Linked DNA regions of Homo sapiens: region 2 is linked to region 1. A link is a loop called in an ENCODE intact Hi-C map of the cell type or tissue named here. Cell type or tissue: GM12878. All regions are shown on one strand. Region 1 overlaps NCKAP5 (NCK associated protein 5). Region 2 overlaps NCKAP5 (NCK associated protein 5).

Region 1 (5,000 bases):
TAATATTTGGAAAGGGATATTTTCTTCTGAGGAGTAGACTCTCAAAAGTAGACTTATTAGTAAAATATTCTGTGAACCATGCTGTAAACACATATGTTGTCACCCAGACTTGGTTGTACCATTTACAGAGGACAGGCAGAGTATGTTTAGCATAATTGTTAAGGGCCATAGGATTTTTCAAATGGTATATGAGCATTGGCTTCAACTTAAAGTCACCAGCTGCATTAGTGCCTAACAAGAGAGTCAGCCTGTCCTTTAAAGCTTTGATGGCGGGCATTGACTTCTCCTCTCTAGCTATGAAAATCCTAGATGGCCTCTTCTTCCAATATAAGATTGACCCCTACATCAAAAAATCTGTTGTTTAGTGTAGTAGCTTTCATCCATTATTTGAACTAGATCTTCTAAATAACTTGTTGCAGCTTTACATCTTTACATGAAGCAGTGGTTGTTTCACCTTGCACTTTCATGTTATGGTGACACCTTCTTTCCCTAAACCTCATGAACTACCCTCTACTAGCTTCAGACTTTTCTTCTGCAACTTCCTAACCTCTCTCAGCCTTCATAGAATTGAAGAGTTAGTACCTTGCTCTGGATTAGGTTTTGGCTTAAGGGAATGTCGTGGCTGGTTTAGTCTTCTATCCAGGCCACTGAAACTTTCTCCATAATAGCCATAAGGCTGTTTTGCTTTCTCATCATTCATGCATTCACTGGAGTACCACTGTTAAATTCCTTCAACAACTATTCCTTTGTACTCACAACTTGGCTGTTTGGGGCATGAGGCCCGGCTTTCAGCCTGTCTTGGCTTTTGACATGTCTTCCTCACTAAGCTTAATCATTTCTAGCTTTTGATTTAAAGTGAAAGACATGGGCCGAGCACAGTGGCTCATGCCTATAATCTCAGCACTTTGGAAGGCCGAAGCGGGCAGATCACTGGAGGTCATGAATTCGAGACCAGCCTGACCAACATGGTAAAACACCATCTCTACTAAAAATACAAAAAATTAAGCATTGTGGTGTCACACACCTGTAATCCCAGCTACTCGGGAGCCTGAGGCATGAGAATCGCTTGAACCCAGGAGATGGAGGCTGCAGTGAGCTGGGATTGAGCCACTACATTCCAGCCTGGGTGAAAAAGTGAGACTCCATCTCAAACAAACAAACAAACAAAAACAAACAAACAATGAAAAAAAAATTAAGTGAGAGACATGTTCCTCTTCCTTTTACTTGAATACTTACAAGCAGTGTAGGTTGAATAATTGGCCCAATTTCATTACTGTTGTGTCTCAGGAAATACATGGCCCAAGGAGAGCAAAGGAGACAGCAGAAAGGCCAGTTGGTGGTGCACTCAGAACACATGCAACAGGTACCATGTGCACCTTATATAGGTGTGCTTCATGGTGCCCCAAAACAATTAAGTATGTCACATCAAAGAACACTGATCACAGATTACCATAACAGCTGTAATAATAATGAAAATGTTTAAAATCTTGTGAGATTATAAAAATGTGAAAAGGAGACACAAAGTGAGCACATGCTATTGGAAAAATGGTACCAACAGACTTGCTCTATGCAGGGTTGCCGCAAACCCTCAACCTGTGAAAAAAATGCAATATTCACAAAGCACAGTAAAATGAGGTTATGCCTGTACTAGTAGCATCCCCTTCACCTAGTTTTGATAATAAAGATGTCTCTAGACATGGCTAAATGTCCTGTGTGAGAGATACACATACAACCACACACACACAAACACACACATACACATATGAATTATTGTACATATTCATATATACACACATACATCAATGACATCAGATCTATACTGGCATGGCACTTTCAACTTCATGAATAAATTTTCTACATTTTTAGAATTAGAAGGGTTTGAGGTATCAAGTCCAACCACATAATTTTATAGAGTATGAAAACTGTTATGAAAACTACTGTTATTAACAGACTGTAGCCCAGAAATGTAAATAATGACTCTTACCCAGTGACTGTAATTTATCTTTTGTTATTAGACACAAGAACACCAGATTGAGACCAGCCTGGCCAACATGTGAAACCTCCTCTCTACTAAAAATACAAAAATTAGCCAGGCATGGTGGCAGGCACCTGTAATCCCAGCTACTTGGGAGGCTGAGTCAGGAGAATCGCGTGAACCCAGGAGGTGGAGGTGGAGGCTGCAGCGAGCTGAGATCATGTCACTGCACTCCAGACCGGGTGACAGAGCAAGACTCTGTCTCAAAAAAAAAAAGAAAAAAAAAAAAAAAAAAGAACACCAGAACTGGAAGAGATCTCAACTTCACTCAACCCAGAGTCTATTTTACAAACAAGAAAGTTACATCTCTACTTTTTGCTTTTCTGCCCTTCTACCCATTACACTGATTGTTTCGATCACTTGTTCTGACAGATTTGGTATTAAGTGAATCAATTTTATTCCTCAAAGTGGTAGAATCTGTGCCCAATTATTGGGAGAGACAAACTTTGCAGAGCATATTCCCTTTGTTCAGGTAAGTGGTGACAGGTTGAGTCAGCTCCAGGCTCAGAACTCACATCTGCTGAGTTCCACTTAGGTTTTGTGGTAGCAAGAACACAATTATCTAGTCAATTGCTCTGGAGGGAACATCATCTTGAAAACATGACCAAATTCACACCACTGTAATTAATCAGACAACTGCTCTAGTGTGATCGTGGTTACCACTCCATAGAATTGGAATTGTCTTTTTAAACCCGAGGAGACACTGCTCACTTTAAGGTTGAACTTTATAGAAGCTGGTCCCACATTTGGATGCTAATTAGCAAAATAATACCCACAATGCAACCTGATTAAACGTTTCACCCATGGGTGGAAACGCATTAAGTAAACAATGCTGTAAATAAAATAAGATTGTGTCAACAGAATATATTTGTGTCAGTATGAAAAAATACTTAAAATCCCTTAAAAATAGCTCTTCATATTTTAATGTCCTAGAATTGTTAACTTTTAAAGATGAAGATTTTGGGGGATTATCAAGATAGGACTATAGAAAGAATTTATTTAAAAGAGCAAAAGGCAGTGTTGCACTGTGCATTAATTGCATGTAAAGATACACCAGGAACTTAGAAGGGTCTGGTTCCAATTTGCAAATGCTAGTACAGTACATGTTTTCATCCCTAATCATATTACATCATCTTTGTGTGTTTGAGGGCACAGATAAGACTTATTCAAACTTCTAGTTGACATGCATTTTGCTTTTGAAAACCAAAGGTTCTCATTTTCTATTAGCTTTTGTGCTACTAGTTTCACAGCATTTGAAGATTCCTGAATTTCTGTGCATATTGGTTTTTCCACTTATCAATATTCATATACAGAAGCAATTATTACTGTGAATCACCATGATAATAAACCCGATTTTACAGCACCAAAGTAAAGAGAAATCTGTATTTAATCTCCATTTGTCTGTACTGGAATGAAGTATTCTTAAATCTGAGAAAGTCAATTATTATTCAAAGAACAATCACAGCATAGTTAAAAAATGAGAAATCCAGGACAGCAGAAGGTGTAAAGAAGGCATTTATCAGACACCAAGGGAAAAGGGAAAGACGGTTGATAGCTGAGGTGTCCAGTTAAAACTCAACTAGCAACACAAATCTCTGGTAGGTATCACTGATAAAGGTCAAGGGGAACAGAGTTATGACAGTGAACTTTAAAAATACTGACAGGAAACAAGAGTACTGGTTTCCACGTGTGTTGCCTTGCTATTCACATAAAACCATTAGTCCTTTCACAGAAGGGTTTATTGATTTACACAGATACTCGTTTGTCACATCCTGTAGAGTACATTAAAAGCTGCCCAGGTATTTCAAATGTACTTAGCAAATTTGCCTTCTCACTTGTGTGCAGTCTGGAATCTTGGCTGTAAGATAGTTTTCAGCATAAAAGGCTTGATTGAAGAGAAAGTCAGCAACTTAACAAAAGAATCGCCGTGAGGCCTCTTTGTGATGTCTTACCAAGAAGCTGCTCTCATGGCTGGTGGACATTGATGGGGAATTCATCATGTGAAGGGGACTTAACACATTAGATGCACAGGGATTCACAAAGGATGAACAACACAGTTTTCCTCTTGCTCATCCCCATAATATTACTGACTTCCTATGTAGTTTGTCACTTCCGCCAGATGTGACTGCCACATGCCCAGTCCTGTGTCATGTAGGAGGCAGTGCAGAGTAACTGATAGGAGAGGTGGCTTTGGCATCCACTTATGTAGGTGTGAATTCTGATTCCACAGCTTATCGACACCCTCACCCTGGGTCACTTGCCTCTTTACCATTCAGTTTCCCAATCTATAAAATGAGAGTAAAAACAGTACCTGGATCACAGGTTGTTGTGAGGGTCACATGGGATAATGCATGGAGAGCACTGAAGAAGATGCCTAGTCTAAAGTGATGCCACCTTGTAGAGCTGCAGCTCCCACCCCCCTTGCCACATGGGCTACTCATAAATTAACTAACATTAATTTAAACCAAAAATGCAGTTCCTCAGTCCCACCAGACACATTTCAAATGATCAATAGCCTTGTTTGGCTAAATGGCTACCATTTTGGTTAAATGGCTACCATGCTGGACAGCACAGATAGAGAACATTTCCAACACTGCAGAAAGTTCTATTGGATAGTACTATTTTAGAGGGTGACTTACATAGTTTTAACTTTATTAACTAGTTTTTAATAAGCATTATCATTTAATCTGAGGCACAGGCCCGTGTCTGATAGTCACTGAAAATTATTTAATGTGTTGATGTGACAAATGTATGTTGACAGACCTCAACTCATATTTGTATCACTTCCTTTCCTTCTAAATCATGCTTTCATGTTTATCTCAATTTATCCTCACAATATCCTTGTCAGGTAAATACATCAGACATCTATTATTTTCATGTCACAGGGGAAACAGAATGTGTGGTATATGTACATTCAGATAAGCAAATAATGTCTATCTTTTGGAGGGTTTTGAGAGTAAGAAAC
Region 2 (5,000 bases), 77 kb after region 1:
AAGCCAGGTACAGAAAGACAAATATCACATGATCTCAACTACCTATGGAATCTAAAGAAGATGAACTCAGAATCAGAGAGTAGACTAGCACTTAGTAAGGGTTTGGGTGGAAGCAGCGGTTGAGGAGATACTGGTCAAGGGATACAAAATTTCATTCAGATAGGAGACCAGATGCAGTAGCTCACATCTGTAATCCCAGCACTTTGGGAGGCCAAGGCGGGTGGATCATGAGGTCAGGAGTTCAAGACCAGCTTGGCCAACATGGTGAAACCCCATCTCTACTGAAAATACAGAAAATTAGCCGGGCATGGTGGCACACACCTGTAATCCCAGCTACTCGGGAGGCTGAAGCAGGAGAATTGCTTGAACCTGGGAGTCGGAGGTTGCAGTGAGCTGAGATGGCGCCACTGCACTCCAGCCTGGGTGACAGAGCGAGACTCCATCTCAAAAAAAAAAAAAAAAAAAAGAAGAAGAAAGAGTAAGTATACTTAACAATGTATACTTGAAAATTGCCAAAGGCATAGATTTTAAGTGTTCTCACCACAAGAAATGATAAGTATGTGAGGTAATGCATATGTTAATTAGCTTGATCTAGCCATTCACAATGTGTGTATAATTAAAGCATCATGTTATATATAATATATATACAATTTTATTTTTTCAAGTAAAAATTCTAAAACAAAATAAAAAAAATTCTATCTCTGTTCTCTAGATGACCGAGGTGCTCAAATTTTTGTTTCAGAAAACACGGTCAATATCATATCATTTTTGTGTGTGTGTGGCAATTGCTGGCAAATAAATAGTTATATATCTTCTAAGCTTATTAAAATGAACTGATTAAAAAGCAACTGCTTCTATAAAGAAAGAATTCTTTCAGTGTTTAAATGAAATAACAATGATAATAATAATACATAGCTCCTATGGAGAAGGGAACTTCTCAGTCCAAGTTCAGTAAGTAGATACTGTATGCAATTCAACAGGTCACAATTATAATGTAAGACTCTCAGGGGCAGGAATAATGTTTTCTATATCACATCCCTATCACCACACACTGCACAACACAGAAGGCATTCAGCAAATGTCCAATGCTGGTGAATATGCTGATGCTTTACCTCTGATGACACTGGGAGTGAGAGTACTGCTGAACTACTTAACTATTCTTAAGTACTTTCAACAGAAAACATTTTTTAAACAAGTATTTTGGCACCATAGACATAAAGCAAAAAACCAATAGGATATTTGCACAGAAGATAAAAGCACCACTAAATTGATTTTCTCTCTTAGAAAATGAGATTTTGCACGCTTATCCTTTAACTGACACCCCCTGCCACATGCATCTTCTCACATAGGAGCAAATCAACTTTTAAGCCATAAATAGTTGTCTTCCCTAAGACACCCTGGGAATTTCTGGTGACTCAAAGACTAACTCCCAATCAAGGTACTCTATTCCTCCCACCTTCTTCCAACCAGGGGTTACCTAAAAGAAGAGCTCGAATAAGATGCATTAACTATACTACTTTTGAAAGTCAGACATAAATTACATAGTTAATTCTCTTGGGAGCTCATGTCAGAAAAGAGAGAAGCTCCACCTATTTGCACCTAAATGGAACTTAAGGATAAAGCAAGAAGACTACACTTCTTCTAGTACCTGCTGTCTCTAGTCAGGCAAAACTCAGTGCATAGGGTAGGGCTGAATTGCTTGAGGATTTGTACTGAAGACATTTTTGCTAGTAATACTGTCCTGGTATACTTTTCGACATTAAAACTATTATTTTTATCCCTAACCCCTCAAAGTGGCAGGAAGCTATCACTTGAGGTGCTTCTTTGTCACATAGTGGGATGTACATTCTGACAAACCACTCACAGCCTCAGTGGGAGTAGAGAAGCAAAGAGCTACTTGGCGAAGACAGCTGTAATCCTGCCAGATGATTCATCTTGGTGAGAGAGGAAAGGAAATTTAGACAAATTAACAGGAAATAAGTATGATCCTCAAAGGCAATTAGAAAAGTCAGAATATGTATGTGAAAAAGCAACAGAAAAGTGCATCCAAAACCTGGGTAACCAGTTTCTTCATGCAAAATCTCTGTGTTTAAAGAATAATAAACTGGCCAAGCTGTGGTTCCCATGACAAATGGCTCTCCCGGAAAAGCTCTTCCAAATTAATCCAAATAAATAGTCTTCTAGATTTCACCAGTAGCCATCTTAGTGTTAGGCAACCAAGTACATCTTCTGTTGCCACAATCATAGGGAGGGGAAAGTAGAAAACTGAGCATCCACTGAGCTGGATGCTGGTTCCAGGTCTGCCACTCGTAGGTGGTATGACTTTGGTAAAGCTACTGGGACATCTGTGACATCATTTCCTCATAGGCAAAATGAGGTGGTTGGATGCTGGAGGTAATATTTAGCTCTGAGAGTCAGTGACTTCAAATTACCTGTCTTGTCTTCTATTCCTCCTCCTGAGCACCTAAGACTTGCTGACCATCCTGATCACCCCACATGGTGACTGACCCGCCTGTGTCACACTACAGCTCTTTCCTTAGAAACCAGACAGAAGCTGGCCACATGGTGCACATCAACATGACAATAGTCGGGAAACATGGCCTGTGGTCTTGGCTACACGAATAAATGTGAGATTATCCAACCTCTCTGAAGCGGTCCTCGTCTCTAAGATCCTGGATGATCACTTTATAGACTTCTGCCCACAACAACCCTGAAGCATTCTGGCAATAACTCCCACTAAGCTGTAAGGATGCTGCCTGGTTCTCCGTGTCTCTTTCAACCCAGCAAACTTAGCAGTCCTGTGTGTCAAAGATTATGCCAGACACTGATGGGAGAGTCAGAAGCAATTATGGTTTGGGCCACTCTAGAAACTCAGCTCTACACGTAAGGCTTTGAACTTGTGGGGCTGAGAAGGGTTCACTGTGAGAATCAGCCCTGCGGCCTCGCTGCCCACATCCTCTCTGCCAAGCTTCCACTGAATTTCCAGGGCCTGTCATCATGTCAAGAAAAAAGTCTCAGTTTCGTAACTCTCTAACACTTGCTAATTGTTCAACTTTTAATAAAGGAAAATAGGCCTCAAGCTCAGTTAGCAGGCACCACTAACTAAGGCGAATTTAGAGTCCTGTCTTTTTTTTCATTTAGGCCATAATGTCCTCCCACTAATGCAGATGAAATGATTTTCTATTTCTAGGAAGGTTTTTCCAGCAGCAGGGTTTTCCTCCACACTCTGCTTCTTCAGACACCTCTGCTATTTCTCACCCACCCAGTCCAGTCTAGGGTGTCTGAACAGGGCCCACCCCATGCCCTAGTCACTTTTCTGAGTGACCCACTGACCTTGCTGCCCCATGCCTACTTCCTCCCCAGCAACGAGCTTCCTACCAACCCATGCTTCAAACATTTCTGGGAACTCCTCAGAGCCCCGAGAGGTTAAGTAATTCCCCAAACATCAGGCCGCTTGTGAGTGGCTGCTCAGTGATGATCTGAATCTAGGCTGTTGGCCTCTGAAGGCTTTAAACTTATCCAACATTCTCTGCTTCCTCTCACCAGAATACCCATAGTCCTCTGCTTTCTTGCATCACAGTGCCCATAACCCTCTGCTGTCTCTCATCAGAGAACCCACAGACCAAAGGATACTCCCATTTATCTGAATTTTACTCCTTCAAAGACCAACTCGACTCCCATCTTCTCCAGAAGCTTTGCATGTCTCCTATGCAGAATGCATAGGCTGGCCACTCTACAGTAGAGGCTGGTGTTGGGTTAGTGAAAATGAGATCACAGCCATGAGACCACAGCCACAGGAAGCTTTCACATAGTGAGCAAGAAAAATCAGCCAAGCCTTGCAGTACAATGATTTTTTTTTTCTTTTTCTTTTTCTTTTTCTTTTTTTTTTTTTTTGAGACAGGGTCTCTGTCGCCCAGACTGTAGTACAGTGGGGCCATCATGGCTCACTCCAGCCTGGACCTCCCAGGCTCAGGTGATACTCCCACCTCAGCCTCCCAGGTAGCTGGGACTACAGGCATGCACCACTATACCCAGCTAATTTTTTATATTTTTTTGTAGAGACGGAGTTTCACCATGTTGCCCAGGCTGGTCTGGAACTCCTGGACTCAACTAATCTGCCTGCCTCAGCCTCCCAAATTGCTGGGATTACAGGTGTGAGCCACTGCACCCAGCCCGCAATGATTCTTAACCCAGGCTTCATATTAGAATAGGCCTGCGGAAATTTAAAAAATCCTCATGCCCAGGCCACACCCCAGACCCATTAAATCCTTAGGGTGGAACCAGCACATTAGTGTTTTTTTGTTTTGTTTTGTTTTTAACTCTCCGGATGATTCCAAGGCACAGCCAAATTTGAGAGTCACTGGTGTAGAAAGTAATTAATGCCATGCTTGCAAGATATGGGACTTGGAATCAAAAGATCAAGTCCACTCCCAGCCTGACTCACTGTATGACCTGAAAAAGTCAACTGCCTGTGTCAAACAGGTTCTTCACCAGAGAGATGAACTTGCACTTTCTGCCCTTTCTATTTCAAAAGGTTAATGTGAGGTTCAAATGAGATGATGCTGCAAGAGTACCCTGTAAACTGTAAAACACTTTATTATTACTGTGTCAATTTTCACTACCAGTCCCCCAGTGGTGATGTTCAAAAGCTCAGAAGAAAAAAAAAGGTAATAAAAATGCACAGAAAAGAAAAATACAATAACAGTAGGGTTAGAATAATTAAATACAGTGACCCAAGAGAAATATAGCCTATTTTATATCTTAAGGGTATGTTTATAAATTATTTTTATAAGTACAATAAAAAAGGTTGTAGCAGGAAAGGAATTGTATTCAGGTGACCACTTATAGCAGAAGCTTATTAATACAGAACAAGGGATAGGCTTGGCCTTAATGGGGAGAAATGAGTTTCCTGTGCTAATTTATTAATTTAATGTGGAACAAAATTTATTAGGGGCTGAGGTGGGAAACCTACCAAATAAAACACAGAAAAAAGCACCTGT

What was found. A loop is a pair of places that touch in the nucleus more often than their neighbours do. Peaks named below come from ENCODE experiments on the same cell type or tissue, not always from the same donor. Only the 100,000 strongest peaks of a DNase experiment are listed, where the experiment ranks them.
Region 2: it touches region 1 in a loop (5-fold over the local background); 1 of 110 quality-filtered maps calls a loop at or near these places.

The regions. Positions count from the first base shown.
Region 1 is chr2:132,898,726-132,903,725 of GRCh38, forward strand. All of the region lies in intron 8 of NCKAP5 (NCK associated protein 5), which reads right to left. Among named protein-coding and RNA genes, the nearest start is that of NCKAP5-AS1, 14 kb to the right of the region's middle. In GM12878, no CTCF peak of the experiment used is centred here; no DNase peak of the experiment used is centred here.
Region 2 is chr2:132,976,118-132,981,117 of GRCh38, forward strand. All of the region lies in intron 7 of NCKAP5 (NCK associated protein 5), which reads right to left. Among named protein-coding and RNA genes, the nearest start is that of NCKAP5-AS1, 63 kb to the left of the region's middle. In GM12878, no CTCF peak of the experiment used is centred here; DNase peaks (open chromatin) are centred at 2,944 and 3,775.